Regions from separate parts of the Mus musculus genome. Here regions 1, 3 and 4 are each linked to region 2. The links are chromatin loops, found by intact Hi-C in ENCODE. Cell type or tissue: heart. All regions are shown on one strand. Region 1 overlaps Mapkapk2 (MAP kinase-activated protein kinase 2). Region 2 overlaps Fcmr (Fc fragment of IgM receptor). Region 3 holds the start of Eif2d (eukaryotic translation initiation factor 2D). Region 4 holds the start of Dyrk3 (dual-specificity tyrosine-(Y)-phosphorylation regulated kinase 3).

Evidence for each region. Peaks named below come from ENCODE experiments on the same cell type or tissue, not always from the same donor. Only the 100,000 strongest peaks of a DNase experiment are listed, where the experiment ranks them.
Region 1: a loop joins it to region 2, with 7 times the contacts of the local background. A loop is called at or near these places in 39 of 42 quality-filtered maps.
Region 3: a loop joins it to region 2, with 4 times the contacts of the local background. A loop is called at or near these places in 5 of 42 quality-filtered maps.
Region 4: it touches region 2 in a loop (2.9-fold over the local background); 5 of 42 quality-filtered maps call a loop at or near these places.

What each region holds. Positions count from the first base shown.
Region 1 is chr1:131,050,137-131,058,136 of GRCm38, forward strand. Mapkapk2 (MAP kinase-activated protein kinase 2) reads right to left here. Exons shown (of 10, transcript NM_008551.2): 4 at 7,865-7,944; 5 at 7,358-7,484; 6 at 6,753-6,828; 7 at 6,278-6,402; 8 at 5,793-5,878; 9 at 5,623-5,703; 10 at 3,564-5,099. The coding sequence ends at 4,956. Among named protein-coding and RNA genes, the nearest start is that of Il10, 34 kb to the left of the region's middle. In heart, a CTCF peak has its summit at 3,328 (motif pointing left); DNase peaks (open chromatin) are centred at 3,225 and 4,315; H3K27ac peaks cover 806 bases.
Region 2 is chr1:130,872,467-130,880,466 of GRCm38, forward strand. Fcmr (Fc fragment of IgM receptor) reads left to right here. Exons shown (of 8, transcript NM_026976.3): 2 at 1,582-1,914; 3 at 2,556-2,687; 4 at 3,497-3,716; 5 at 5,287-5,438; 6 at 5,717-5,875; 7 at 5,987-6,045. Among named protein-coding and RNA genes, the nearest start is that of Fcmr, 11 kb to the left of the region's middle. In heart, CTCF peaks have their summits at 2,844 (motif pointing right) and 4,651 (motif pointing right); no DNase peak of the experiment used is centred here; H3K4me3 peaks cover 1,019 bases; H3K27ac peaks cover 521 bases; H3K27me3 peaks cover 2,898 bases.
Region 3 is chr1:131,151,035-131,159,034 of GRCm38, forward strand. Eif2d (eukaryotic translation initiation factor 2D) reads left to right here and starts at 2,173. Exons shown (of 15, transcript NM_001136070.1): 1 at 2,173-2,391; 2 at 3,195-3,385; 3 at 4,134-4,217; 4 at 4,599-4,689; 5 at 7,158-7,265. The coding sequence starts at 2,336. In heart, a CTCF peak has its summit at 4,631 (motif pointing left); a DNase peak (open chromatin) is centred at 2,207; H3K4me3 peaks cover 1,666 bases; H3K27ac peaks cover 1,204 bases.
Region 4 is chr1:131,135,459-131,143,458 of GRCm38, forward strand. Dyrk3 (dual-specificity tyrosine-(Y)-phosphorylation regulated kinase 3) reads right to left here and starts at 2,776. Exons shown (of 3, transcript NM_145508.2): 1 at 2,622-2,776; 2 at 802-913. The coding sequence starts at 2,698. In heart, a CTCF peak has its summit at 3,456 (motif pointing left); a DNase peak (open chromatin) is centred at 2,873; H3K4me3 peaks cover 2,005 bases; H3K27ac peaks cover 1,992 bases.

The DNA of each region.
Region 1 (8,000 bases), 180 kb after region 2:
GGATTTCCACGTTAGGGGATGTGGAACAGCAGAGAGCCGTGGCCTTTCACAAGGCATGGTAGTTAAGGAAACCCTCAGAGGACACTCTCCCCAAACCTTCTAAAAATGGCTCAGTTTCATGCAAAGCCAGCTTTTTCTAGTGATTCATAAAACGTCTAACTAAAAGTGACCTCAGATGAAGGCACACACTCCAGATTTTTTATTATTATTATTATCATTAATGAACTGAAAAACTAATGGGGAAATCCCTACTAAGACTATGTTCCCAATTTTTGGTTGGGGAGAGCAAACACTTTTAAGAATGAAGAGTCCAGGCTGAAGAAGGGTAAGAGAGGAAATGCTAGAGCCTCCCCCAATGAAAGGGGCAAGCCAGTCGTCAGTGGGCAGAGTCCACAGGGCCAACCATTAAACAAAACTGTGCCACGAACAGCAGTTGTGGAAAACAAGGACAAAACAAAACAAAAACAAACAGAACAAGAGGATTGTGCCTGCCCTCAAGGGAAAGAGAAAGAGCCTCCCTCATTTTGGCCAGAGCACCCTATGATGGTTAACCCCAGGACTATATAAGGAAGCTCTCCCGGGGCTGTTAGCAGCTGCTTCTCTGAAGGCAGCATGGTCTTCCCTCAGACTCCACTGTCACAGGGACTGGACCCACTGCCAATTCCTCTACACCAAGCCCCTGGGCTGACACACACCAGGTATTGGCCACAAGGGGGACCAAAGGTGGCATCTTGGCTCGCTGGTGGCTGAAAAGTCTTCACCACACCACTGGTAAGCATGTGGCTTGAAGCAAAAGAAATGACACTTGACTTTCAAACTAGAAAACTGTCCATCCCCACGCCCGGCCTTCCAAGCTGGAAGGCCAGCGTCAGCTTCCTGCTACTCACTCATCGTCTCACTCGGAAAAGGCTGGGGAAGGAGAGCACGGAGAAGTGGACTGCATAGCCCTGACAGCAACAGTTTGTTTCTAGGGGTCCACACGTGAGAGCTGAACACACTTGGCTCTGCACAGCTACCACAAGGCACGCTGGCTTCACACTCCCATCCCCCTAGGCACAGACAGTGCAGTGCCTGCAAAGTAAACGCAGTGGTATAGCGGGGAAAGCTTCCCACGTTGGCCTGACTCAGTGCAGGGAGTGGGGGATGGGGGAAGGAGAATGACAGTAATAGGCCGGCCCCTGGAGCTGAAGCCTCATGTCCTTTCTAAAGAACAGCTGTTCCCAAACTCAGTCAGGTCTCCCACCCACAACAGCCAGATGCCTTGTCGAGGCAGATCCAGGAAGGGCTGTGTCCTCCAGGGTAGAGGCAGAGGCTGCTCCCCAGATGCAACCCCACACATAACAGGACCCAGTGGTTTGTCTACGTTCACACTGGTGTGGCCACTTTCCCTAACCTCCTTCCTACTTCGCAAACTCTCCACCTACAACTTACCCATTCGGGCTTACATACCTGCTTGCTCTCTCGTCATTCAGAGCCCTCTGTCTTCCTGTCTCCAACCCAGCCAAAAGAAAACCCTAGTTGCTTAAATTAACCCGATGGTAGACTTAACCCTCAGCAGAGACCAGAGGAGCAAGACACAGGCCAACCCTAGACCCTGGCCCCTGCTTGGGGGAGCAGTCCCTAGAAGGAGAAGCTATGTTTATACCAAGCTACCCTGGCAGCGTACTACAAAAGACATTAAATCTGTGGTCTCCTGAACCTCCCACCACACCCACAGGGACTAGTCTATCCTCACAGGGACAGAATCCAGTGTGTTTCCCTTATACCCAGGGGGCTTCCTGTGCACTCTGAAGAAGCCCTAACAGTAGATGCAGGAAATCAAACCTACAGACACCCAATCAGCTGTGTGGCCTTGGACAAAGTGCATCCTGTGCCTGAACCTCTTTATAGATAAAGGAAAAGTGGAGCAATACCTCAGAGGACTTACGCTGGGATCAACCCAGCACCAGTACTTCACTCAGTGAGCACCCAAGGGTGTCAAGAATTCCCCTTGACATCCTCTTCAAGTATCCCCAGACCATTCAACCCCAACCTCACACCCAATGCCGTTCAAGTCAGCTCAGTAGAAGCTAGCTGGGTTAGAGAAAGAAGGGCTACCAAGCAGTCATGGGAGCTGACAGACTGGAATAGCTCCTGCTATTCCAGAGCACCCACACCAAGTGGTTCAAAGTCCCCGGTAACTCCAGCATCCAGGGGATCAGACACCCTCTTCAGTATCCACGGCCGTCTGTGTAGATGTGCCTACACTAATGCTGTCACGTGGAAATGACAGCAAAAAGAAAATGTTTACCACCCCCAAGTTAGAGACAGAAGCCCATAGGGGTGGATGGAGTTGGGGGGGGGGACAGAGGCGTGGCCAGCCCTTCAGCCTTTTTTCAGTCATCTTCCTTGGAAGCCAGTACTAGACCTTGTAAGCTGGACTGAGAAAAGGAAGCAAAATACAGGGGTGATTAATACTGGTGCTCTGAGATGAGGAAGCTGGAAGGCAGTTCTCTGTGTCAGAACACTGGTTCCCAAAGGACGCACTCTGTTGCTGGAACAGTATGTACATATATCATTGTCCGCAGTAGGAGTTTGCGATCGGGAGCAAGAGCCATGGGCTACCAGGCTGGCCCAGTCTCATCATACTGGTCCTCAAGGAAATCCTCCAGGCCGTGTAAGAGTGGTCCCAGAACAAGAATAGGGGAGACAGAATGGCTGGCTTCAAAGAGAGACGGGGGCCCAGGCCAAGGAATGCTGGCAAAATAGGATGTGGCCCTGCAGAGATAGTGAGGCTCTACCAGGCTTCTTTCCCACGTAACCAGCAAGTAACGTCACAGCTACAAGGACCTTCTCAAGCTTCTCACTTAGACGGCAGCTTCTGACAACTTCCTTTCTACCAGCCCCAACTGCTCCCCCACCCTGGACCCATCGCTCTGACTCCCTTGTAAGTGCAGACAATGGGTTCTTTACAAGCAAGAGTGCTCGCTGGGTGATTCGACAGTGCTCCAGGTAGGGGACCGTTCTCAGGTTGAGTAGCAGAGAGAGGATCCCTGATAACTAGGGTGGGTGGCTGGTAGAAGCCAGAGTGCTCCAGGCCCCCTGGTCCTGCGCTCTAGTCTGAATGGACAGCTGTGAGGTTGTAGGCACAGTGCTTCCTGCTCTGGGTTGGAAACTAGCCACGCTGCCCTGCCTTTCTCCCCTGCCTGGGGACAGAAGTGGCAGCGTCAGCAAATCAGCTCCTGCTCTAGGCTCTGCCAGGGAGATTCAGCTATCACAGGCTTTCTGAGGAGACTAGCTCACTCAAAGCACTTTTGTTTCTGCCTGGCCTGTACTGCCCCCTTCTGGACTCTAAGATAATACGCCACCCTGTTTTCCTGGCTCCAAAGGAGACGTGCTTATTGACACAAGCCCTCGTCTACGAGGGGCTATTCCCATGCTGATGTAGCCAGGAGGCTCTCTTCTCCCTTCTCGGGGCACAGGGCTCTGCCACCCGTCACAGGAAACACTCTCCACACACAGGCTGGGAGAACACAAGTAAACGGTCAAGGGCCCAAGCCTCAGGAAGAAAAAGAATGAAAAACTTTCAACTATTAAATTTGTTTAGTAAAGACAATTTTGCTCATACAAAACGAGAGTTTACAACAGTCTGAGTGTTGAACACACCATCAAAGACATGGGAGGAGCTGCAGACATCTGGGCCCTGCCCCAGGCCCAGGGATGCCCAAGAGCCCCTCCTCCACCAACCCCTGAGGGAGACACCCCTCCTCCAGCAGGAGGGGCATGGGGGACCATGGCACAAAGACTCTTCCCCGCCTGCTCCTCCTCAATCCTGGGGAGCCCCCACCCAGGTTGAGTAGTTAGAGGGTAAGGTGGCTAGTGGGCAGGGACAGAGTCAAGACATCTTTGGTGCGAAGACTGTCCCATCCACCAGACCACATGGTGGAAATCCAGGAAGACCACACGTGGTCCTGCCCTTGTCGAAGGGAGGTTGGCAGGTACCCCAGAGATCAGGGGAGATGCATGAAATGCAACTGCCTTTCCAGGCATAGAACCTTCCCAGGCTCACCGTGGGAGTGGACAGCCCATTGAGAAATGGCTAAAAATTTCAGAGAACTCGACAAGAGTGGGTTAATCGTGGCAAGAAGGGCAAGCAGAGGCTACTCAGTAGATCAGTGCCTCAGGGATCTGGGACCAGCAGGGAAAGGGGTCCTGAGGGGACCCAGTCCTCCTGATGGCTGTCAGTGCCCCCCAACCCCTCACTGCCTCCCCTGCCCAGCTAACACAGAGGCCACAATTACCTGGCTCTGGATCTAGACAAGCTACCTAGGCATTTAGGCAGGCTCAGTTCAAGCAGGAGTCCCTGTAGCCCCGCCTTCCCTAGACCCTCCAATGCCCAGTCGCTGGCATGGATCCAGGCATACACACACATGCACACACATGTGCTGCTCTGTTGTGCACACTGGTGATGTCTAAGGGCTTCAGCGGGAGGCAAGGGCCACCTACTGCCACTCTGCTGCCTTCTCCCTGGAACTCCCAGATTCTAGAGCCAGTGAGGACCCCACGTTACAGTGGGAGGCCAGAGGAGACAGATAGGGCAACCTAGGGACTTTCCCTATAACAACTTCCACAACACCTGTGGATAAGCCTCAGCCTTTGTAGATGGGAAAGGACCTGGGGAAGGAGTGAGGAGTGGGGAAAAGGACAAGAAGACAGGTTCCATAAAAACTCTACGCCAAATTACAGATAAAATGCAAAGGAGCAACGGGCTCAGGAGCACCTTGCCCCTCACACATCCTCCAGCCCCCACCTCGGGGGAGCCAGAGCCAAGGGCAGAATAAAGCCGGAGGCATTTCTGGGCGCCACGCAGCCCAAGAGAACAGGAGGCAGCATTGGGCAACTTGTGTCTCTTTGTCTAAAAAATATATTCATGTAGAGTTATTGCTTGTCCTCCAGTGGGTGGGAGACAGAGCGGCTCAGTGGGCGAGAGCCGCATCCTCCACAGCACGAGCTTTCTTCCGCCTCTTGAGAAGCAGAGGGTTGGATGCGTCTTCTATCTTCTTTATCTTGATCTGCTCATAGTCAACACGCATCGTGGCCAAGGCACTGGTCATCTCCTCCTGGGAGCAGGGAAAGAGGGCAGAGGAGAGACACAGGCAGTGAGGGACAGACAGACAAGGCAAAAAAAGGGTACAGTGATGCATGTCAGTTGTGGGTCCACACTGCCGACAGACGGCATCATCCTCCAGCACTGGCCACTGTGTAGCTATTCTCCCAGGAGCCCTCTGACAAGCTCACAAAAGGGGAAAGAGTCCTGGGCCAGCCATCCTGTAGGCCCTGCTCCAGTAAAGCCCTGTCTGGGGCTTTAATGCCCTCATCTGAAAACTGAGGGGATAGCACCTGATGCCATTTCAGGACCACTAGAGAGCCCCAGGGAGAGGAAGGCTCATAGGAAACAGACGGCAGTCTGGCCAGAACCTTTGCCACAAGCCAGTGAAGGCAATGGCTCCCAGTCACCTTTTGGTTGCTATGGAAACACTGGGATGAAGAACACAGATCCAAACTGTTCCTGCCAGGCCAGCACTCCTGCTGGGGACTTCCTGTGAACTGCCTTCCCAGCTCTCTTCCTCAGTGGTCCCTCACCTTGACATCCTCCCATCGTTCCTTGTCCTCCTTCAGGACACGGCTGGTGTGCAGTGGAGTCTGAGGGACCTTCGTAGATTGCTGAGGAGAGAGAAGTGGGATCAAGTGACAGTCGAGCATACTGAGCAACAGTCCCTTGCGCCCAGGTCTCCCCAGCCTGCAAAGCTTACCATGATCCAGGGGTGGTTCATGAATTCTGTGATGGTCATTCTCTGGGTGGGCTCTGTTTTTAGCAGATTCCGGATAAGCATCTTCACTATGGGGTGAGGCAGAGGACACAGCAGGTCAAGGGACAGGGCAGTTCAGGGGACTGAGACAGACAGCTCAGGGATCGAGACAGCTCAGGGGACAAGGACAGCTCAGGATCTATAGTTTTCCCTGCACTCTCCTGCATGAATCAGGCTCAAAGGAGACTGAATGAAGATAGATACCCAAGGAGCAATGGCTCCAAGGACCAGCATGCTGGACAAGCCCTGCACATACACATGGCTCTGACCATGCCTCAGGCACTTCCCACAGGCAGAACACACCTAGAAGGCATAGGAACAGGTCCAAGTCCCCAGTTCCAGCACACATGTGAAAAAGACTGATACCTACACGTGCGTACGCTCGCACACACTCACTCTTTCCCCTGTCCCCGAAGGCCGGTTCCTACCTTCTTCTGATACTTCTGACCACTCCGGGTTAGGAAATTCATACTGGCCCATTCGAATACGAGTCTTCATGCCCGGAGAGATGGCAAGGCCGTGATTGGAATAGAAGGGGGGATACCCACACAGCCTAAGGAAGAGAAGGGCAAAGCGGGTGTTATTTAGAAACCCTGCACCACTAATCAGGTAAGAAACAGACTCTGCTTGTTATAGTCCCAGAGAAATCGGGACTGCAGGACCCAGGAGTCTAAGTGCCAAGGATGTCACCTAGACGGCTAGCCCATTAGCTAGTTTCTACCACCACTTAGCAACCAGAACCCACCAAGCATCAAGTGAAGCAGGAACTCAGAATTCCCAGGGAGCCCCCATCCGAAGGGGAAATGCTAAAGCCTCCTCTTGTCCTGCAGTGGTAAAGCGTCCCCAGCTCCCTGACGCACTGCAGCCTAGCAGCCATCCCACACCACACACCAGCCCACTTACAAAATATACATGATGACACCCAAGGACCACATGTCACAGGACTTGTCATACTTCTCCGGGCCCAGGACTTCCGGAGCTGCAAAGCAAAGATCACTGTGGGTTGTCCTGGCTCTTTGAATGCTGAGACCTCCCCTGCCTCAGAGTCCTTCATCCCTTCATAAAGAAAGAGAGGCAACAGTGGGGGCCGGGGAAAGAAGAGGACCCTCTCCCAGAAGGGACTCTGCAGCTACAAGCTTAGGGTGCAATCACTGCTGAGCCGCTGAGAACCTACAAACATGTGGCACCCACTTAGCTTCAGGAACATGTCCTGGGAGTGTATTCGTGGAGTCAGCTGGGACTTTAGAGCAAAATCTGAATCCCAGACTCCACGGAGAAACCCTGGCTCTCCTTAGGAAGAGTACACAGATCCCAAGTGCTGCCCTCAGCCCAGCAGAGCATTTTCATAGCACTCAATCACAGCTTAACTCTGGCAGCCCACTCATGGCGGGGCCCTGTCAGATCTAGTACATCTAGGGACATAAAGACCCAGCATGCCTAGGTCTATGGTCTCCTGAGATGAGCAAAACGAGGCAAAGACTCAGTCCTTGGGCCTCCCCTGAACTCACCCACATAGTATGGTGTATAACACGGAGTGGTCAAAGAGTTGTGACTGGTGGTTTCCTTGGCAAAGCCAAAATCAGTGAGTTTCAAAATGGCATTGGGCCTTTTGGAAGTATATAAGAGGTTCTCAGGCTGTGGAGAGAGACATGAGTGGATAAGATCCCTGTGGAAATGCTGAGGAACCCAAGTGGGAAGGACTGTGCCTTCCGTTCATCCGCTCAACCACTGCATCCATCCAGCCCCTCTGCAGCGGGCAGCGTGAAGGCATCGGCTCCCTGCTACAGAGACTGCCGCGTGGAGCCATGGGGACTCCTGTTGACTCAGAAATCCATGTGTGGGACGGTGAGGTGCTGACGAGCAGCCACAGGCTGAGTGCAACCAAACTGAGCTTCACTACCAAGTTTGTGGTCCCCTGTCCCAAGCCCCACAAGCCACAGACTGGGCTGCAGACCCATCCTACGCTGACAGACCAGGCAGTCAGGGAGCATGGGGTTTATATAAGCAGGTGTCACCTTGACATCCCGGTGAGCAATGTTGATCGAGTGCAGGTACTGGATGGCCTCGCCGATGCTCTTCATGATCTCTGACGCCTCTGCAGACGAGAGAGAAAACCCGAGCTGGAGGTCTGAAAGCTCAGACACCAACCTG
Region 2 (8,000 bases):
CACATTCTCTCACGTCCTTACCTCGGTGCAATCTGTTCTTGTTACCTGAAAGGCCTTTTTCATCTCCACCTTAGCTCTCCAGGCCCAGCTAAACACACACATGCTTTACACTATAAGCACACACCCTTGTGATGGTTTGAATGAGAACGGCCCCCATTCATTCATATGTTTGAATGCTTGGCTCTAACTTGGTGGAATTGCTTGGGAAGGATTAGGGGAGATTGCCTTGTTAGAGTAGGTGTATCACTGGGAGTGGGTTTTGAGATTTCAAAACTACACATCACTTCATCTCTCTCTCTCTCTCTCTCTATCTCTCTCTCTCACACACACACACACACACACACACACACACACACACACACACACACACACACACACACTTGTGGATCAAGATATAAGCTCTTAGCTACTGCTTCAACACCACACCTGCCTGCCTGCTGCCATGCCTCTCCCTACAGTGGTCATGAACTCTAACCCTCTGAAACCATGAGCCCCAAATTAAATGCTCTCCTTTATAAGTTGCCTTGGTCCTGGTGTTTTGTCACAGCAATAGAAAAGCAACTAAGACAACCCTCTTCTCGGTATATGGAGGCACTTGCTGGGACCCACTTAGATTGCCATCTGTGGCTTTACCCTCTGCTATAGTGGGTTGGGTTACGCTACACTTCCCTTTTCTTGCTTTTTAATGTCAGGAACTTGTGACCCACAACCTCCACTCCTCCTTGTCCTATTTCTCTCCTAGGCATATGTATGTTCACACCCATGCATGTATACTCACACTCAGGCACACCCTGATTGCCCTTCCATGAGTTCTCCACCCTAGTGACAAGCATCACCTTCTCAGGCACCCTCCATGCCCATTCTTTCAGGGTACAGCGTTGGACACCACTTCTCTCAAAAGCCATCCTCCCAGGACACCATCCCCTCAGTGGCCTGAGTCAGGTGTCCCTGCTTGCTGTTGTCAGGGAGCCCTGAGCTATCTCTCTCAAGACATCTATTACATTGTACTGGAGTAGCTGTCTGTTGGTATAATTTACAACATGACTTACTGTATGAGAGAGGAGCACCCAGGAAAGGTATCAAATGTATATTTGTTGAATGGTTTAGTAGAGTTGAAAGGAGGAGTGGATAGATGAACAGAATTGAGAAAAGAAGAACCCAGAAGGACAATTTGCTGTAAGAATGGGTCACCTTTCTCACCCTCAGACTTTAGTCCCTCAGGGGGTTATGTGCCACTGGGGGGGGGGGTCATTCCTGGCATCTCATTTCTCTTTGGAGTAGGCATTGTAGTTGTGTCTAGGTCCTTACAGGCTCGGGTTTAATTATGAGGCTGAGGCTAAGGACATGGGGTGGGCACAGAGTAAGCCTGAATGAGAATGAAGGATCTGGGCATAAATCAGAAGAAAACTCTGTAGGGCTGAGGCTGGGCTGGTGACAGGGCATGGCTAGATCTGGGGGTTAATTTGGGGGTGGTCTGGGGTCGGCAATAGGTTTGGAGAGAAGTGTGAGGGGGAGGTATGGATGAAGTAGAGACACATCTGAGAATGGGGCTTCTTCTGCATTAGTTTCTTCTCTTCGCAGTGTCTGGGGCCCTGAGAGTCCTCCCAGAAGTACAGCTGAATGTAGAGTGGGGTGGATCCATTATCATCGAATGCCCACTCCCTCAACTACACGTAAGGATGTATCTGTGTCGGCAGATGGCCAAACCTGGGATATGCTCCACTGTGGTGTCCAACACCTTTGTCAAGAAGGAATATGAAAGGCGAGTCACCCTGACGCCATGCTTGGATAAGAAGCTATTCCTAGTGGAGATGACACAGCTGACGGAAAATGACGATGGAATCTATGCCTGTGGTGTGGGCATGAAGACAGACAAAGGCAAGACCCAGAAAATCACCCTGAATGTCCATAATGGTAGGTGTTTAGAAAACTGAGACCAGCATCTAACTGTAACCATCCCATACTATTGCCATATTAGCCATCCCAGTATTAACACAGAACAACACAGCTTAACTTCACAGTTGACCGACACCACAGCCTAGAACCTTCTAGCCACAGGAGATGAAAGGAGTAAGATAGATGTTGTATGTTGCCCATTCTACCCAGGGCATGAATGGAGAGGTAGACCTTAGACAGAGGAGGTTTTGAGGATGAGGAAACCATCAGAGGAACCATGCATGTCCTATGTAATTATTATGTGTGTGATTATTATGTCTTGGGTGGATAAGACTAAGAAACAATGATCGAGCCAAATGTGTTACTATACGGTGGGGTCCTACATTTCTTCTTAACTCTGACTTTTCCATGACATCCTAACATGTGCATGACTGCTTCAGCAATGTATAACCCCCAACAGTCCAATGGCTTTATAGGGAGCGCTGGATATGCTGGTGGGAAAGGCCAGCATTCAGGGAGACTCTATACCCGTTCCTTTCTTGTTGTTTCTGTGGACTATTCTCATCTCCTCATGGCCTTGGCTGAGTCAGCTCTTACTGGACCCTCCAGTCTTATCTCTTCCCTGATGATCACCAACGAATCCCTCTTGCCTCCAATAGAATACCCAGAACCATTCTGGGAAGATGAATGGACCTCTGAGCGGCCAAGATGGTTGCACAGATTTCTGCAGCACCAGATGCCCTGGCTCCACGGGAGTGAACATCCCAGCTCTTCTGGAGTCATAGCCAAAGGTGAGCTCATCAAGTCAAGAGCGCGAGAAGAGGGAGACTTGTTTTGTTCAATTCATAAGGCAGTTAGCAAAGCTGAAGGGACTTTCCCATGCTTTTTCCTTGGGAAGGACCTTCATCTGACAGCTAAGAGGCCAGGCCCTAGTTGGAGGAGTCACATACCACCACTAGGTGGCATACAAGTAACAAAGTGCCCAATTCACAAACCCCAGGTCCTATTTGAATGACTAGAAACCAAGACTGGGCAGACGTTTGCCAACTGGAGGTCAGTATGTTTCCTGCTACCTGCAGGGGTGTCTTCTACCTGCTGGTAATTAGTGGTTTTAACAACTCTATTTAGCAATTAAAAGATGATTATCTACTAACATTCCCATGCATCTTAACATATACTGGTGAGTTAGGTACGTTAATTGAACATTGCTGCACTAGGAGGCCTTGCTGGGGTCAAAAGAAACAGTGTAACTGGGCAGATCATAGATCCATGAGTGTGACTGACTGGGATGAAATTGGGAAGAATATATGAGCACAGAAGAGCAAGGTACTCCCCATGTCCAGAAGACAGTAAGCCTGTGAGGTCAGGGAAGGCATCCTGGAGAAAATATTTAAAGTATGTATGCATGCATGCATGAAAGTTTTTTGTGTAGTTAGAGCACTATAAAGGCATTTGTGGCCACAAGGACTACAAAAACAGGTGGTGTGTATGGGCAAAAGGGGAGAAGTGATTGTGGGTGGAAGAGGAGACCCACTTCTCCTGGAGACTGGAGAGCACAGCATATCTCCCACTGATGTAAGCTTTCCCTTCCCTCTTGAAGTTACCACGCCAACTCCAAAGACTGAGGCCCCTCCGGTTCACCAGCCCTCCAGCATCACTTCAGTAACCCAACATCCCAGAGTTTACAGAGCATTTTCTGTGTCAGCTACCAAGTCCCCAGCGCTCCTGCCAGCAACCACAGCCTCAAAGACTTCCACTCAGCAAGCAATCAGGCCCCTAGAGGCCAGCTACAGCCACCACACCAGACTTCATGAGCAAAGGTAAGAAGGGCTTCTATGTTTAGTGCCTGTGTACTAAGAGCCCTGAAGTCATCCTATATCCTTCTCAGCTTTGTCTCCAGAAACCCTCTGAGAAATGCTCTGCTTTTGAGTGTTCTGTATAAATGCATTAGTCTTATCATCAAAGAATATGCTTTGTTGTTGTGGGTCTCCCTGCCCTTGTGGACATCAGCCAATTCTGTCCACAAGGGCAGTGGAAGCAGAGGCATCGAGATGGGAGGGGATTTGGAAGCCCTGTGAGTACATACAGTGACTAGCCACACTGGAACCAGCTATCAGGAGGCAGATCAACTTTATTTAGGGTGATTCAAGGCTTATAAAGTTTTGAGGGACTGAAAGTAGAAAAATCCAAAATAGGCAAAGGTCATTGGCTGGGGGCTTACCTGGATACCTCACTAGCATGGGGAAGCATTTTAGGAATCTCAGGTTCTGGCTGAACGAGATTTATCGGGAGAAAGAAAATTGATTCTGCAATCTCATTGAGGCTTCGTGACATTCCTCAGGTAGAAACGTGTGGGTTTAGAATTCCCCAGGTAAGGTCAGTGGGGTTTCTCCTTGAAACCCCACTAATGAAGGGAGTCTCTTATATTACACCAGGCCCAGAGGCTATCCAGTCATGATGGACTTTGACCTTAGTTAGCAGAGTTTTCCCACATGTAGTATTCTTTGCAACTCCCTAGTTCTGATCTTATAGAAAGACTCAGGTCTTTCTATCATACAGATTCATTCAGGCCTGTTGTAATGTATAACTAAATGAGAAAAAGGGTTTAATTAATTTAAAGTAATTAAAAGTATTTACTAATCAATTAGCATTAAAATTACTCTTACTTTTTTTTTCTTTCCTTCTTAATGCTGCTAACACTTTGTGACAAATGTTACTATTGCTTAGCTTGGTTCTAAATATCGGACCTCAATGAACCACTAGGGGGCAGCATTAAAGCAAATGTGTGTGAAACCCCACAAGCAATTTGCCTGAGCAAATACAAAAGAGAAAAAAGGCTATCATTTGGATCCTGTGAGGGAACTGGGGCAATAAAATCTATGTGGCTTCAATGAAACTAGGACTCTTAGTTTCCATCTCAGAAATCCACGTAATAAATGTTTCTTTCATGTCAACTGTGATAAAGACACACAATGTCCAAGTGTGGTTAATACAGGTCTGCCTATGCCAAGGTTTCTAACTGTGGGAATAGAAGCCATATCAGACCCTGCGATGGACTGGCTGTCTTCAATTCTTCCCACCCCCTATGATTTTGGTCAGAACAGTTTTGTGAAAGTCCAAAGTCCATTTCTGATACCCATTTATAACAAAATAAGACTCAGGGAAATTAAAACTCGCTCAAGAGCACAAAACCAGTAAAATGAGGAACTTAAATTTGAACCAAAGACTCCTGACCCCATAAACAAATCTCTTTGGGGATGATGGAGGAAATTCTGTTAACAATGGGTCAACTCGAAATCACCTAAAGAAAGGTGGCCACTGAAGGGTGAGTCTTTAAGTTTCCTTTCCTTGTCTAAGTTCTCTGTCTCTCTCCTTTTTCCCACGGCCAAGGACACGCCACCATGGCCCACACTATGGGAGAGAAGACCGAGGGCTTCACATCCCCATCCCAGAATTTCACATCCTGATTCCGACCTTCCTGGGCTTTCTCTTGCTGGTTCTTTTGGGACTGGTGGTAAAAAGAGCCATTCAAAGGAGGAGAGGTGAGCCACTTGAGGATCTGGGCTGTGGTTGGGAGACCTGAAGTACAAGAGCCCAGAGCATTCAGATCTAGCTCGGATGCCCAGGTAACCGGGATGAGAAATGGAGTCTAAAAATAGTTTGCCCTTGCTCCTGTGCTCTGTACCCTGGGCGTCTAAGTCCAGGCTACAACATTGCCAGGCATCCTAGAGGTGTATAGCCTTCAGTCTGGGAGAAAAGAGGCAGGTGGCCACTGGTGTCTGATGCCATGCCCTTCTCTTTTCTTGGTGACCTCCTGAAGCCTCCTCCAGACGTGCGGGCCGACTAGCGATGAGGAGGCGAGGCCGGGGGGCTTCCCGCCCGTTCCCCACACAGCGCCGGGATGCCTCGCAGAGGCCGCGCTCGCAGAACAACGTCTACAGCGCCTGCCCCCGGCGCGCACGGGGACCAGACAGCTTGGGTGAGCGCACACACTAGCGAGGCGTGGAGACTGGGGCCAGCCGGAAACCGGGGACAGGTGGTGACCAGGCGTGGGAAACCCGGGTCCTCACCGCTTTCTTCTGTCTCATAGGTCCAGCGGAGGCTCCGCTCCTCAACGCCCCAGCCTCAGCGTCCCCCGCTTCTCCGCAGGTAAGCTCCGCCCACCCCGGCCCGTTCAGCCAGGCTCTTCCCCCCCCAACCGGTTGTATCCAGTCCCTAAATTGAAGCCCTCGAAGGCTGGCGCTGCAAAATCTGTGGTTATCTTAGTTACCTGGCAAGCATTTCTTTTCGGATAAATGAATGTTGGATGTCTTTAGTCTAGTAGGGAAGGTACCCCTGCAGCGACTAAGGTGTAAAAAGGACGCTAGGTTTCTAGAAAGCTAGATGGGGTGGAAGCTACTCAGATAGTTTTACCTCTGTGAGAGAGGTATTTCAGACATCTCAGAGAGAGAGAGAGAGAGAGAGAGAGAGACAGAGAGAGAGAGAGAGAGAGAGAGAGAGACAGAGAGAGAGAGAGAGACAGAGAGAGAGAGAGAGACAGAGAGAGAGAGAGAGAGAGAGAGAGAGAGAGAGAGAGAGAGAGAGAGAGAGAGAGAGCCGCGTTATTTAAAGTGCCTGGGCAGAGATGCAGACATTCAACATAGCAGGTATCATTTTGTTCCCCCAAATTAAGGGAACAAACTTTAAGCATTCCCAAAGTCTAAAACATTTGGGCTTTGTAGTCAGAAAACGTGTTAATAAGGGCATCAAATGTGCGTGTGTTAATTAGTGTAAATTAATTAAATACAACAGACCCCCAAACCCTCAGGGTTCAAACCAGAGGGACAGGAAGAAGAGGATTAATCCATGAGGTCATCCAGGGACATTTTGTTCCAACAACTCCAGGCAGCTTTCCTGGTCCATGGTTAGTACTCAACCACCAGAACCAAGTTCTTATTTCTACACACAGAGATGATGGCTTCCTTAGGATCGTGACCCTGCATTCTCATATCTCACTAGTACTTGCCTCCCATTAGCTGCCGTGAAGTCATGTCATGCCTGGCTGGCAATATATTGTTTAAATGATCATATAAAAAGGGAAGAATGCTACCTAGCCCTGTAGTCACCTCCAGCTGTTTGAATGTGCCCCCCACACCTGCCCTCCAAACACAGACATAACCAGTCTTCGCTCACAAGACCCTCTTCTGGACTGCCTCCTGCTGAAAGCTAACCCTGTCTCATTCTCTCAATAAGTGTGTGTCTGTGTGTGTGTGTGTGTGTGTGTGTGTGTGTGTGTGTGTGTGTGTCAAATATACAGAGTATGCTCAATGGCTTATTTCAGTCTTCATATTTCAGTCTTCATAGGGAAAGTTTTCATTTTTTTTTAAACCAAATACGTTGACATTCAGTGGGAGATGTGTTTTTGAAGCAACCTTCTGCTCTTTCTCCTGTTGGTAAAATACAAAATGTAGAAGTCCCTTACAAAGGATGCTTCCTGCATTCAGAGGACTGCCCTTCTAGTTCTTAGAACTTTCATTTAGATGACTGATTGAAGTCTCTGTGGTGGCATTCTTCTGTGGGGATCACAGTCCTGTGCCATGTTAGTCTTGACGTAGCCTGGTCTTCTGAGAATTGCCATGAAGGGGAAGTCTTGGAGTGTCTCACTGGGGAAGAGAAGCGCCATCGTGCCCACATGGTCTGCAGTCTTCCTCCGCTACCCCGCCCTTTGCTGGAATGCACTCTTGTCCCATGTCATGGCCTCTCTGAGTCCTTGCAGAGGTACAAGAAATGATTCACCCTGCCTCTAACTGGTTGCCGGAGAAGATGCATATTTCCAGAACAAGTCATATCCCTTTATCCCCAAGGGGAGCCTTCTACAGGAGGACCTCCTTCACACTGCTCGGCCCTATGATTTCAGTCTTAAACCCTATGCAAAGTGTGTCCTGCCCACATAGAATGAAGTGGTTTCCAGTTATTTAGAGTGAGACTGTACCCTGAAAAGCCCCAGGGCTGGCCCACTTGATGGAGCTCAGCACCTTTGCGGTTGGGAGCTCAGCAACTCTGCCCCTGCTCCTTCATTTCCTGCAATGGAAATCCCAGCCAGAGCTAATGACACTCCTTTGGTT
Region 3 (8,000 bases), 280 kb after region 2:
GCTCTAGATAACACACACACACACACACACACCACACACACACACACACACACACACATACACACACACACCACACACACACACACACAGAGTTTTCCTTCACCTTGCTCTGCAATTCTGAAATTTTGGCCAAGAGGAGATGATAATCTGAGAACCCTTTGAGGAACACTGGAGTTGTTAAGGGATGCTGGTTGCTGGCTTGTTTTCAGCCAGCTCTCCAGCATGAGAGTCCTCATAGGCAGAAGGCAACTCATGATGCAGGCAGAAAATGTGGGATGAATTAGTTACTTTGTGTTCCTGCAATAAAACACTGACTAAAATCACCTTTGGGGAGGTGTACTGGCTAGTTTTGTGTCAACTTGACACAGCTGTAGTTATCACAGAGAAAGGAGCCTCCCTTGAGGAAATGCCTCCATGAGATCCAGCTATAAGTTATTTTCTCAATGAGTGATCAAGGTGGGAGGGCCACTTGTGGGTGGTGCCATCCCTGGGCTGGTAGTCTTGGGTTCTATAAGAGAGTCTGCTGAGCAAGCCAGGGGAAGCAAGCCAGTAACATCCCTCCATGGCTTCTGTGTCATTTCCTGCTTCCTGACCTGCTTGACTTCCAGTCCTGACTTCCTTTGATGATAAACAGCAATGTGGAAGTATAAGATGAATAAACCCTTTCCTCCCCAACTTGCTTCTTGGTCATGCTTTTTGTGCAGGAATAGAAACCCTAAGCCAGGAGGTAAGGGCTTATTTGGCTTATACATTCCAGTAAGAGGTCCAACACTGAGGGAGGTTAGGGTAGGAAATGCAGCAGAAACCATAGGGGAACTGCTGCATACTGGCTTGATCAGCTGGCTTTCTAACACAACTTAGGACCACCTGCCCAGGGATGGCACCACCCACAATGGGCTAGACCTTTCTACACCAATCCTTAGTCAAAATGCCCTACAGACTTGCCTACAGCTCAGTCTCCCACGGAGGCATTGTCTCCACTGAGGCTCCCACTCCTCAGATGACTCTAGCTTTTGTCAATTCCACAAAAGAACTAACCAGCATGTATGGATTTATGCTCTTGATTAGGAGAGACTGGGTGTGGCAGTGCCTATGTCTCTGAATCTTGGCTCCTACTTATTGGCCATTAATTTCTAGGAAGGCAATCGACATCTTCGGATCTACAATAGTTTCCCCAGTTTGAAATGTCTAGTATTCCCCTAAAATTTTCTTCAGTTCTCCAGACCACAAACACTCGGTGGTACATATCCTAAATGTGACTTCATAGCAGTCCAAGGAACAGGAGTCTGCAGGTAATGCTTTCCTCTAGGCTCCTCTGCCTTTGGTTTGGGGTGAGGTGCTTCTAATAAAAGTCTGGAGGCTCAGAGGTGTAGAAGTTGAGGCTAGCAACTAGGCCCTAGTATATGACAGGTAGAGATTGCCAGGCACTTTGGACAATCAATGTGAAATTAGTTTAGCAACTAGGATGATGATGATGATGACGACGACTATGATAATGGTTACGGTTAGTGAAAGGGCACTCTGCTCCGAAGAGCTGATATGCAAACGCTAGTTTAATAGAACATAAGCAACCTAGGTTTAAGTTTAATTTAAACCTAAGTTTAAATCCTTGTCCGTAGAGTACACAGTTGTTTCTCTGAGGGAAGCCCCATCTTTGTTATTGAACTTTGTTACTAGTAGCCTGGGCAAAACCGAATCCAGGGTGGAGTGTATTCCTTGTTGCTGCTATTATTACAGCGTGCAAATTAAACGTCAAGGAGGAAAAAAAAAAAAATCCTAGCTGAAGCCTTTAGTTTGTAATACCATATAAAGATATGGATAAATAAAAGCCTTTAAGCATTTAAAAGCATTTTTAAAAAGAGGGCGAACCAGCATTCAATGAAACCTGCAAGTTTAATAATATATGAATTCAAAAAATAAAATATGAACTCAGTTCATTTTGTGGACTTGACGCATGTCGAATAGACTGCAATCAGGCAGTTTCTTCTCAACGCCGTATCTAAAGCGGATGGAGCAGAAAGAATAGAACTAAGACGTTGTTTGCACAACTGGCGTCCCTAACTACAGACCCGCAGGCTCCTAGGTACACCCGGTTCCAAGTGGAAGAGCGGGAGCGGAAGTTCCGGAGTCTGTCCCGCCCCTCCCCACCTGGCGCTGCGTCAGTTCCGGGCCAGCATCAGGGCTAGGGCCGGGTTCCTAGCAGGCTGTTTTTTGGCGCCGAGTCTCAGCATGGCTGCCTCCAGGGTTGAGGGTCCGGGAGCCGCCACTCCTTCGTTTTGTTGACCGCCCCTGGCGTCTGTGCTCTTCTTGTCTTTCCTGAGCTACTCCAGCAGACATGTTCGCTAAGGCCTTTCGGGTCAAGTCCAACACAGCCATCAAGGGCTCGGACAGGTGAGGGAGAGAATACTTTTGCTTAGCCTAGCGAGGCTCCTACACTTGTAGGGCTGCACATAGAGACCCCAGGGAGCCAAGCAGGGGTGTTAGAAACATTTTTGAGGATAAGGTGTGGGGGTGTCTCTTTTTATCTTCCAGCTGGTCTTTTGGACAATAAAGTTGAGTTAGCGTGTACTGGGCTCAAGCTAGGTTTTGTGGGAGATGTAAAATGAGGGAATATAAGTCCTCCATGGAGTTTAGAGTCCATGGGAGAACTCAGATGGTGTACCAAAACTAAAAGTATAGGGGGGGGGGGGGAAACGCCTAAACGATTATTCCTGGCCGGAGAGACTGGTGTCGGAGAGGTCCGTGCCCTGAGGTGGCAGAGCCTAAGAAAGCTGTGGTAAGGAGAGATGTTAACTCTCCTTTTTAAGTCAGTGTCGTAGACACGGATAGCTCCGCAGGGATTTTGGAGCCAGCTTTCTTTAGGTATCATTCTTGGTGCCATAGTAGCCTTTTAATGAGAGGTTGACAGATTGCCAACCAGTCTAAGACAGGAGTGGGGACAGCATGTGAGGTCATCTGTGTTTCCAATGACTTTCTAAAGACTAACTTTGGTTGCTTAGTGAAAATAGGTGTTCCGATGGAATAATATGCCCAGGAGGTCTTGAGAATAATGAATAAGACAGATAATAGGATTTGGAAAAGCTGAGAAGGGGGCATCACGAACCAGGCAGTCTTTCTTCAGTCTTTATGATTTGTATAGTCATTCTGAATGTCTGTATTTATTAATGTGCATCGTGCTGGTGTGCTTTCTGCAGGAGAAAGCTCCGGGCCGATGTGACAGCTGCTTTCCCTGCCCTGGGAACAGATCAGATCTCTGAATTGATACCTGGAAAGGAAGAGCTAAATGTTGTGAAGTTGTATGTTCACAAAGGGGATTCGGTGACTGTGTACACGAGTGGTGGTAACCCCATCCTATTTGAACTGGAGAAAAATTTGTATCCAACAGGTATGGTAACCAGATGAAATGCCCAGACTGCAGCCCTGGTGAAACACGTTATTCTCTGTTGATTTGGTGTGATATTTGTTTTTGTTTTCCCCCATAAACATACCTTTTCAAATGAAATAAACACAGAATTTCCCAATACTATTCCTAAGGATCTTCTGGGACCTAGTGTTTCCAGAATTGACCTTTTCACCGTAAGAGGGATAAGAAACAAACGAAACCCCCGGCCCCCCCCCCAAAAAAAACCCAAAACACATGGAAAAATGGCAGTGCAAAGTTCTGAGAGAAAGGAGCTGGGGGTATTGGGAAGAGTGCTGAAGTGTTGCCAAAGGTGGAATTTTAGAGCATGTAAAGAAAATATGGCGTAAACCATCTGTAAAAGGCTTTTTCTTAACACAGTGGAGAAAATGTACGCTCAGGACTAAGCTGTGTCAGTCACACACTTCCCCTGAGCTGCTTCATAGTGGGTTTTCCTAGTTAGAGTCTCTCTCTCTCTCTTTTTTTAAGACAGGGTTTCTCTGTGTAGTCTTGGCTGTCCTGGAACTCACTCTGTAGACCAGGCTGGCCTCAAACTGAGAAATCCGCCTGCCTCTGCCTCCCAAGTGCTGGGATTAAAGGTGTGCCCCACCACTGCCCGACATGTTTTATTTTTCTTTCTGAATTCTAGTTAAAGTGAGCACAGTGCTTGGCATTTCTAGATCTCCAGCAGAGAGTGTTTGTTAATAAGTATTTCCTGGGTCTCTTGGTACAGTGTACACACTGTGGGCCTATCCGGATATTCTACCAACTTTTATAACATGGCCTCTGGTATTGGAAAAACTGGTCGGGGGAGCAGGTAAGAGAACTTTTCTATATTCCAGTTATTGCTTGAAATCTCTTCAGTAATTATCTGCCACCTTATAAGGCTACTCATTTCTTGTGTTTTTATGTAAAACTGTATCCACTTCTGGTGTGTATGTCTTTGTGTTATTCTTCCAATGTTTCTGAGTTTCCTGGACATCTCTGATTCTCAGTTTGTGATCTGCCCCGTGCTGGACTTTAAATCATTCAGGAACTTTAGCACGTAGAACTTGGTCTCTCATTTGTGAGACCTGAAATGGAGGGTTGATTCTCAAGTTGCCATGTTCACCATGAATAATGTAATTGATACATGTTTCTTTGACACATGTATGATAAAGTTAAAAATGAAAATGACATTAAATTCTATTTGCAACAGATTTGATGCTGCCAGGGGTAGTGGTGCCCCCTACTGGTCTTCCTCAAGTACAGCAAGGCGACCTCTGTGCCATTGCCTTGGTGGGGAACAGGTACTGTGTCAGACTTTTGTGTGGGATGTGTGTGTGTGTGTGTGTGTGTGTGGTGAAAAGAGGTAAAAGGGAGGAAAATGACCACTTCCAAAGCACATAGACCAAGAACTGAAAGAAAAAATAGTTTCTCTGGAGCAGATAGTGGGCCCTTAGTGGCTGGCACAAACCTCTGGAGAGGCTACAAATCTTATAAGCATAAGATGTTTGCTGCTGCTGAATGTTTAAAGCTTACTTTAGAGATAACTTTAGATTTATAGAAGATTGTAAGAGAGAGTGCAGTTGGGTACACACCAGGATTTCCAGCATTCTGCAGGGACCCATCGTAGTTACCACAGCTAAGGAGTATTTTCCTGTCCTAAACTGGGACAATGCTGGAACATACACAAGCCTTTCTTGGTTTGGTTGTTGTTTTGTTTTGTTGTGAGTACTTTTTCCATTCAAGGGTCCAGTCTACTACATACAGTACCACAGTGTGCTTAGCTCTTTTCTTTTCTTTTCTTTTCTTTTCTTTTCTTTTCTCTTCTCTTCTCTTCTCTTCTCTTCTCTTCTCTTCTTCCTTTCTTTCTTTCTTTCTTTCTTTCTTTCTTTCTTTTAATTAGGTATTTTCTTCATTTACATTTCCAATGCTATCCCAAAAGTCCCCCATACCCTTCCCCCCACCCACCCACCCACTCCCACTTCTTGGCCCTGGCGTTCCCCTGTACTGAGGCATATAAAGTTTGTAAGACCAATGGGCCTCTCTTTCCAATGATGGCCGCCTAGGCCATCTTCTGATACATATGCAGCTAGAGACACGAGCTCTTGGGAGTACTGGTTAGTTCATATTGTTGTTCCACGTATAGGGTTGCAGACCCCTTTAGCTCCTTGGGTCCTTTAACACATCTCCTGGCACCTGGTATGCGGCTATTGATCTGGCAAATGCCTTCTTCTCAGTACCTGTCCATAAGGACCACCAGAAGCAATTTGCTTTCAGTTGGCAAGGCCAACAGTATACCTTCACAGTTTTGCCTCAAGGATATATTAACTCTCCTGCCCTGTGTCATAATTTAGTTAGAAGGGATCTTGATCGTTTGGATCTTCCACAAAATATCACATTGGTGCACTATATTGATGACATTATGCTGATTGGACCAAATGAGCAGGAAGTAGCAACCACTTTGGACTCATTGGTAACACATATGCGTATCAGAGGATGGGAAATAAATCCAACCAAAATTCAAGGACCATCTACCTCAGTGAAATTCTTAGGAGTCCAGTGGTGTGGGGCATGCAGAGATATTCCTTCTAAGGTGAAAGATAAGTTATTGCACCTGGCCCCTCCTACAACCAAGAAAGAAGCACAACGTTTAGTGGGTCTATTTGGATTCTGGAGACAACACATCCCTCACTTGGGTGTGTTACTTAGGCCTATTTACCAAGTGACTCCGAAAGCTGCTAGCTTTGTGTGGGGCCTGGAACAGGAGAAGGCCCTTCAACAGGTCCAGGCTGCTGTGCAGGCTGCTCTACCACTTGGACCATATGACCCAGCAGACCCAATGGTACTTGAGGTGTCTGTGGCTGATAGAGATGCTGTTTGGAGCCTCTGGCAGGCCCCTGTAGGTGAATCACAGAAAAGACCTTTGGGATTTTGGAGCAAAGCTCTACCATCATCTGCAGACAACTATTCTCCCTTTGAAAAACAGCTCTTGGCCTGCTATTGGGCCTTAGTGGAAACTGAACGTTTGACAATAGGACACCAAGTTACTATGCGACCTGAACTACCCATCATGAGCTGGGTACTATCAGACCCTGCAAGTCATAAAGTGGGACGCGCACAGCAGCAGTCTATTATCAAATGGAAGTGGTATATACGTGGGCTCTGTGATCCATCCAATAGCTGACTCTGAGCATCCACTTCTGTGTTTGCTAGGCCCCGACATAGCCTCACAAGAGACAGCTAGCTGTTTCTTTTTAGTGTCTTTTTTTTTTTTTCCAAGACAGGGTTTCTCTGTATAGCCCTGGCTGTCCTGGAACTCACTTTGTAGACCAGGCTGGCCTCTAACTCAGAAATCCGCCTGCCTCTGCCTCCCGAGTGCTGGGATTAAGGGCGTATGTTACCATGCCCAGCTGCTGCTGCTTTTTTTTTTTTTTTTAAGATTTATTTATTATTATATGTAAGTACACTGTAGCTGTAGCTGACACCAGAAGAGGGAGTCAGATCTTGTTACGGATGGTTGTGAGCCACCATGTGGTTGCTGGGATTTGAACTCTGGACCTTCAGAAGAGCAGTCGGGTGCTCTTACCCACTGAGCCATCTCACCAGCCCTGCTGCTGCTTTTTTATACCAGGGCCTCATGCTTGCTATGAGGGAAACTGATCCCCCTCTGAACTGAACGGGTCCCCAGCTTTCTCTGCTCCTTTTAAAAGAGAAACCAAGAGTCATTGTACAGACATTTCTGCCTGACCCTTATTCCTGCCTTCCTCCCTAGAGCGCCCGTTGCAATTGGAGTGGCCGCCATGTCCACAGCTCAGATGCTGGCTTCAGGCCTGAAGGGAAAAGGTGTCTCTGTGCTCCACACTTATCAGGACCACTTGTGGTGAGTGCATTGCTCCTTCTGTTTACAGAGGATGAGGTGGGGTGGGGGTGGGGAGCATGGATGGAGAGAAAATGAACCAGAGATTCAGAAGTGCAAGGATGTGTCCAGGTGCATCCTCCTGCTACTTGTGGACTCCAGACTGCCATCTGCTTGCCAATTGTGGGGGGAAATACAGTTTTATTTGTCCAGACAAGAATCTAGAGGCAACTTGGTTATCTTCTAGGCCTGGAATTGTCCCGACAATTGCCCAATTGCCCTAGGCTTAGGAATGGTTTTCCCTGCCTTGTGCTGTGGTGATGTCCATATAGTGCTATGTCCATTATATACACTTCATTTGGTCCTGAGGCAAGTGCTTCCGAGTCCAGATCAGTTATCAGACAGCAGATGATAACAGATTACTTCATGCTGTCCAAGTACCATGTCTCAGGATTCTCATTATGGAACACACATTCTGGCTAGCACAATGTATATGCTATGCCTACAGTCCTAGCACTGAGGAATTTCACACCAGCAGTTCTCAAGTTTCAGGTCAGGTCAGCCTGAACAATGTAATGAGACCCTATCTCAACCTTCCCCTCCCCTTAGCCACTCCCCACCCCCTGCAAAAACAAAAACAAAAACAAAAAACCCCTCAAAACCCAAAAAATGTAGGCCTACTGCTTTTGAGAAAGACATTTATTGTTTGAGAAAGGTGACCTTAACCAGACAAGGAGCCCTGAAATGGATTGTTTCAGC
Region 4 (8,000 bases), 260 kb after region 2:
TCATAAAGGATCAGAATGTACCAAAGCCCAAGCTGGACGAGTGGCCCCCGGTGGTGCACGCCTTTGACCCCTACAGAGCGGGTTCCAGGACAGCCAGGGCAACACAGAGAAACCCAGGCTTACTGTTTCAACTTAATTTATGAAGTTTTGTTCTTTTGTTTTTTGGGTTTTTTTTTTTTTTTAAACTGTCTTTCATATACTGATCTGCCAGGACTAAACGGGAAAAACTGAGCTGATTGTGAATTCTGACACTATTTTCCTTGTTACTTCTGTTAAAAGAAGCCTTTGTCATGCTCTATGTATGTCACCTACCATAAAAAAGAAACACCGCTTAAACAAGAGTTCCTTCCGCGACCCCAAGTGCCATGCCTACCCCAGCAGAAGGAATAAGGAAAGGGTGGACTTCAAATCCAAACTGTTCCAAAAAAAGCCGACCTCAAACCACAGAAACTGTTTTCCCCAAGTCAGGAGAAATCAAAAGCAAACCAAGCATGGTAATATGAGTATGGTAATATACCCATTTAATCCCAGTACTCTGGAGACAGAGGCAGGTACACCTCTGACTTTGAATCCAGCCTGGTCTACACAGAGTTCCAGGTCAGCCAGGACTACACACACTAAGCAACTCTGTGTCAAAACAATAATCTTTCAAAAAGCAAAAGAACCACACACACTCCCCAACCAAAAACCTCAAAACAAAAGCAGCCAACCCACAAATAACAAATGGAACTCCCGCGTTGCCAAGAGCATTAAGGAGCACTTCCTCTTCCCCCAAGCAACTTTCTTTCCTTTCCTACTTACATTTAGCCTTCTGGAGACAGGTGCTTCAGAGGGGTTGCTGAATGTGTCCGAATAGGGTGGGCCCTTGGTTTCATCTATCATCATGAAAGTATCATAGACACCATCCCCCAACCTAGGAGAAACGGTTACAGATAAAACCGGTCAGTAACTAAACAAAATGAGCTTGCATTTTCAAAACACCCCAGGATTTAAGCGCTTCTTACCCTTTCTGACACTGCACAAAAACAAGCCGGGCAGTCGGCAGTGGGAGAGAAGGACTCTAACCTTTCTCTTCCCTGTAATTTTTTTTTTGTTTTTTTGAGACAGGGTTTCTTACATAGTCCTGGCTGTTCTGGAACTTGCTGTGTAGAGCAGACTGGCCTCGAACGCAAACTGATCCACCTGCCTCCACCTCTGCACCAACACATCTGTTTCCTTTTTCTTTGTAAAGAATGGAAAAAAAAAATCTCTGGATTCAATTTTACATTAGTTACAACAGACTGGTGTGGTGACACACTCCTTTAATCCCTCTCTCAGGAGGCAGAGGCAGGTGGATCTCTGCTGAGTTTGAGGCCAGCTTGGTCTACAGAGTGACTTCCAGGACAGCCAAAGCTACATAATAAAGAGACCCTGTCTCTAACTAACAAATAATAAGTAATCGAATGCTGTTCAAAAAATGAGGGACTACCAATTAACTTGAACTGAATAAGAAACCTAAAAGCAGAAAGAAATAAACATAACATAGAGGTTTGTTTTAGAATGCAAGTCTAACACCTCTATTCTAGTTTCAGCCCCTGGCTGTGCTACCTTCCCCCTCTGAACAGCCTCACAGGTAAATGGGAAGAAAAGGACGTCTACACTCTCAGACTACAAGAAGAGAAGACTAGCAGAACAGCTGTCTTCTCTTCATTATTTTATGCACCCATTTACAGCTAAGCTAACTAGTGAAAAAAGGCAGCCAACAGGAACCCACCCGATGCTTTGCTTTAAGTTACACGATGTACCAAATCTCTCTTCTGTTCCCACTTCATTTCCTGGCATATGGAGATATTTAAAATGCTAAAGGACTACAGAATGGTTCTGTCTTTACACTGTGGGTCCTCCACAGTGAAGGCACACAAACAATGGGCAGGATTTACTAAAGCCACAAGATGGCCTTGAATAATGCATTTTATCTGCTCCCAAGACTACGGATTTGCGGGTCACTCTGGTCACCGGTTCATGTTACCATCTCAGATTATATACTACTAACACAACCATGACTAGGTAACATTTTTCATTGTCTTTAAAAAAAATATCTTTTCAGTCACTTTTGAGATCTGTCTTATTAAAAAAAAATACTTATAGAGTTTAACACAAGTGTTAAAGGAATAAAGGAGGGCTTTAAAAACATCCCACAAGAAATTAAAATATCTTCTAAAAAATATATTGAGGTTCAGACAATGTTTTGATAACAGGCAATTTTCTAGACAGGTCCGGCCTCTGCCATACTGCACGATGAAACACACCAGCACCGCATCTGCAGAGTAACAGCCAGACGCGAACGAGCGGATTGGGTTCCTTTAGCCAGGGCCCGATGCGGAGGGGGAAAGGGACCCCCCCCCAAAAGCGGCACATGGGGAACAAGGTCCCGGGTCTCTGCTGCTCCACCCCAGGGCCAGGGCGGGCTGGGCAGACTCTCGGAGCAACAGGGCGCAGGTCTTGCGCGCAGGTCCCAGACCCAGCTCTCCGGAGGCCGCGCCGTCCCGCCCGCCCTCCCCCGCCCTTCCCGCTCACCGCGCTGATGGACAGGCAGCCCAGACCCGCAAGGAGTCCTCCCGCTCCTACCCGGGCGCCGTTACCTCCGCTGCTGCGGCGGGAGCCCGGCCCCCGGCAGCGCCGCGTCCTTCCTCCCGCGATCGCGGGCTGCGCCTCCCATCGCGAGCTCGCCCCGCGGACACAGAGGCGGCGGTTGGCCCGGTGGGTCGCCTCCAGCACCGCACCTGCTGGCTTCGCTACAAGACGAGGCTGGGCACTGGGCTCGCGCGGTCCGCAGGGAGACCACGCGGGAGCGGCCGCGTCGCTTAGCAACCGCGCACGCCCTGCCGCGCCTGCGCAACGCCGCCTTGGAGGGAGCGGGGAGGAGGCGGAGCGAGGGGCGTGCTGTTCCTGGGTGGTGTGCTCGCAGTTCTTTTTGCAAAAGAGGAAACTGGCTTGGAACCTACGCTTCTTCGTATTCACCTAGCCGTGAAACCAAACATGGGAGTATCAGCAGCACAGCCTGCCTGCTCAGCAGACCGCTTGGAGAGCTCTGCGCATCTTTAATATGTGAAAGCGTACCTCACTCTTTCTGAGAAGTACCGTCCATGTTAAGTCTATTTCGACAGTTAAAATGGAAGTGAAAAGAAAGGCTGTTAAGCCACAGAAGTGGCGGTTGTGTTGAGCTTGGTGCCCATCAGATTTCCTAAGGCTGCAAAACTCCTCTGCAAGAGCGGATTTGATTCCCAACACGGTCGTGGCAGTTCACAACCATCCATAACTCTAGTCCCGGGGTGTTTAATGCCCTCTTCTGACATCTGAGAGTAGCAGGCACGTATGTGGTGCACAGGCATAAACTCATACACATAGGATGAGCCCATTGGATCTATGAGAACAAAACAAAACAAAAACCAAAGGTTCTTCCACGCATCGGTGGCGCACGCCACCTGGTGCACACTGGAAATTATTTCATAGAGCATAATTCCACGAATCTTCAAATGTCCAACCGAGGCTCCTTTTGGGGTTCGTAAAAGTCACAGTCCCTGTTCTCAGAAGATCCACACTCTATTTGCAGCTAAGAATCTGTCCATTTGGGACACTTTATTTTCATCTGTTCAGTGTTGACTTAGCCTGTGATATAAGTAAAAATGTTTTCTTCAATGATGATCTTTTAGAAGTTTTCTGTCTCTCTTTCATCCACAACCAGTGCAATCTTACTTTCCTAGGGTTTTTGTTTTTAAATTGGGCTCTTTGACTCTTGTTTGTAGACAGAGTTCCATGGCAACAAAGGCACCTCCCCCGCTCCAAGATTACAAAATTCTACTAACTGATCCTGCTCTCAGGACTTCTAAGAGGTGAACACCCCAGACTACTACCGGAAGGGTTGGTTGGGACTTGCCTGGACATGTTTAATTACCTCATTTCGAATCACTGCAAGTCTTCCCTTCTGTCTTTAAGGCGCATCTTCTAGAGCCAAGCTAAAGCCTTCCTGTTCTACTTGCCTCCAGCGGGTTAGGGGAGTAGATACAGAGGCTGCCTTTGTCTTTAGTAGGTTATTTCCCTAGTAAGGGAGGGAGAACTCCTTGAGGGTGCTGGACCTCCTGAGTATCTGACCTTGGTGACCTAAGTACTTTTCAGTATTTCTTCAAAGAACCCCTGTTTTGTAACAACGACCACACCCTCATTAAGCAATTGCCCTGTACCCTCCGGCTCTTGAAAAGACTCATTTAAGTGTACTTCAACAGATATTGAAATACAAAGAAAATACGATTTCTCTGTATAAAGTGTTCCATATGCTTACATATGTGCAACCTATGGAAATCTATGCAAAATATATTTGATAAATGTTACATTAAAGTAAGTAAAAAAAGGTGGGGGAACATGCTGGTGGAAGGACAAAGTTTTGAGGAAGTGAGGAGTAGGAGGGAGGGACTTTGGTTGGATGTGATCGGATATATTGGATAGGGGCTGGAGAGATGGCTCAGTGGTCATGAGCACTAGCAGCTCTGGAAGAGGATCGGACATCTGAGAGTACCAGGCACACATGTGCTGCACCGACATATGCTCAAAAGAATAAGATAAATCAAAAATTTTTTCCAAAGATATAGTGTATGAAGTCACTGAATAATAAATTAACGGATTTTAAATAAATGAAGAGTGGTTGGAAATCAGCATTATCTTTCTGAAAATATAAAATAAGAATCCTACCACATACTAGCCAAGTCACCTGAGATGTCTGCCTGTCTTTAGAAGCCAGTTCTAGTGAACAGGAAAACTAAAGAGCTTGCAATATGTGTTTTAAATGCAATTATCCCAAAATCATAAGGAAAAGACACAGGGACCTGGAGTATTGCTCAGTAGACCAATGTCTGTGTAGCATGCAAGAGGCTCCGGTTTAGATCTCCAGTACAGAAAGCAAAGGAACCAAGTGGGCATTCAGAACTTGACCACAGCACCTTCAGGAGGGACACAAACATTCCCCTGTAATAACTCAGCTGTAATTTTTTGATAAAGCAGCTAGTGGGGGGTTGGCTTCCGTTTGAAATCAGTGTGTTGCTATGAATTTCTCTGTAGTGGAATATACCATGATACATGCATATACAATGATACATGCATCACAGAACTGAAATGCACGTTTAAAAGAAGTCATTCATTTAGAACCTGAGAGACTCACTGGTGAGTGAGTGAGTCTTGATATTTCCAGCTTTGTCAGCCTGGTCTTGTGTCTCCTAAGCCCTTAAGGTTGTCTTTACCAGTCCCAAACCCCTGTCCCAAAAGTTTATGTGTGTGTGTGTGTGTGTGTGTGTGTGTGTGTGTGTGTGTGTGATATCTACAGCCCTAAAGGTTGTAAAATGTGTGTGGTGTGTGTGTTTTTGTGTGTGTGGTATGTATGTTTATGTGTGTGTGGTGTGTTTGTGTGTGGTATGTATATGTGTGTGGTATGTGTTTTTGTGTGTGTGGTGTGTTTATGTGTGTGGTGTGTTTGTGTGTGGTATGTATGTTTGTGTGTGTAATGTGTGTGTGGTATGTGTGTCTGTATATGTCTCTGTGTGTGGTGTGTGTGTGGTATGTGTGAGTGTGTGGTGTGTGGTATGTGTGAGTGTGTGTGGTGTGTGGTATGTGTGAGTGTGTGTGGTGTGTAGTATGTGGTGTGTGATGTGTATGTTTGTGTGTGTATGGTATGTGTGTTTATGCGTGTGGTGTGTTTGTAGTGTATATGTTTGTGTGTGTGGTGTGTGTGATATGTGTGGTATGTGTTTGTGTGTGGTGTGTGTGATATGTGTGGTATGTGTGTGTGTCTGTATGTGTGTGTCTGTGTGTGTGTCTGTGTCTATGAATGTGGGCATATCTGAGCATCAGTGTGAACACCAGAAGATAACTATTGGAATTCAGTTCTTTCTTTCCACCTTTCCACCTTGGGTTCTGAGCATTGAACTCAGATTGTAAGGCTTGCTTGTGTGGAAAGTGCTTTTAGCAGCTGAGCCATCTTTCTACCCCTGAGTACAGTTCTTGACTTGAAAAGCCCGACATCTAGAATGAGAACAGGCATAGTATAACTCCTGAAGACTCTCCCTACGAGGAGGAACTGGATGCACACACTTACTCCTGATCACAGTTTACATGAACCCCAGCAGGGCCAGCTCCCTGATGACTGCTGAAGGTTGTGAATGATTATTTTTGGCTGTTCTCTGGGTTCTGAGGTTTCTGTCCTCTGAATCACACTTCCTTTTCAAATGAAAGATAGTTTTTGTTAGCAGGTGAATATTTCATTTTTTTTAAATGTTTCCTTTTTTTATAGAGGTTTGGGGAATCTAAAGTTTTGTTTGATTTCAAATTTTCTACTGTCTTTGTACTTTTGGTGCAAATTGATCATATTTTAATAATACAATTCAAAGTTGTAGTTCTGTGAGTCTTATTTGCTTTTATAGTAAACAAAGCCATGCATGCAAATCTCTTCAAAGTCTTTCTCTACTTTGTGCTTCTGAGGCTGCTGAGGGCAACATCTGAGGGCATTGCCCTTGCAGTCCTTGGGGGTCCTGTGAGGGCATCTCACCTGACTGAGATGTCACTTCAGAGCTCTCTGCTGTGTTTCAACAGTCTTTGAATTAACCCTTTATTTTAAGAAGTTCGGGGTTTTCTATGTATGTTTGTGTGTGTGTTTGCCTACATGTATGTATGTGCACCAAATGCCTGGTGCCCACAGAGGCCAGAGGAAGGCATTGGATTCCCGAAAACTAAAGTTACAGATGGTTGGTGAGTTGAATGTGGGTCCTCTCCAAGAGCAGCTAGTGCTCTTAACTACCTTGTCATCTCTCCAGCCAATGTCATTCATTTTAATTTAATATCTATTGGGACAGGGTCTCACTTTGTAGACAGGGCTGGTCTAATTTAGACAATCTTTCTTGGGAGATTACAGGAATGGGTCACTGTGTCCTACAGTGGTTTTCTTTTAAAGATTTGATTTATATGCAATAAAGTTAACTATTCTTTTTCTTCTTCTTTTTGTAGTTCGTGGAATTCATTCCAGAGCCTTTTAAACACTAAGCATGCTCTTGCCACTAAAGTATATCCCAAGCCCCTAAGTTCACTACAGGTCACAGTTCTGTGAGTTGTATCAGCTTCATACAGTTGTATAACCACCAATGCTATCATAGGTAGCAGAGCAGGGTGCTCTATCTGTGGTGGTTTGAATGGCCCCTATAGACTCATAGTGGCCTTATTGGAGGAAATATGTCACAGGGGTGGGGGGTGGAGTTGGAGTGGGTTTCAAGGTTTCAGAAGCTCAAGCCAGGCCTAGTGACTCATTGTCTCTTTCTGCTGTTGGTGGCTCCAGATGTAGAACTCTCAGCTACCTCTCCAGAACTATGTCTGCCTGAATTCCACCATGCTTCCTGCCATGATGATAATCGTCTAAACCTCGGATCTGTAAGCAAGCACTGTTAGCATTCTGACTAAACTCCACACCAGTTACCTGGCAACAGCCATGTAGGCCTGGCCCACTATAAAAGGTGTTGCTTGCTCCCTCCTCCTTCTCTTACTCTTGCCTCTCTCATGCCTCTTGCTCCCTTGCTCCCCATCTCTCCCCATTCCCTTCCCCACTCTCTCCACATGGTCATGACTGGCCTCTACTATACAGTATACTTCTCTCTCTCTCTCTCTCTCTCTCTCTCTCACTCGCTCTCTCTCTCTCTCCGCCCTCCCTCTGCCACTACTACCCTCTAAACACTCTTCCCCATGCCCTGAATAAACTCTATTGTATACTATACCTTCATGTGGCTGGTCCCTCAGGAGGAAGGGACGCCTTGGCATAGGCCTGCTGAGACATCCCCTTTTCCCACACCTCATCACACTCCCATAGAATATATTCTTATATCTCTTTATCTTTTTATAATTACAAGAATCCCCAATTAAGTGTTTTACTTTGTAAGAGTTGCTATGGAATTAAAGGCATGCGCCACCATGCCTGTCAAGAGCAGGTGGAT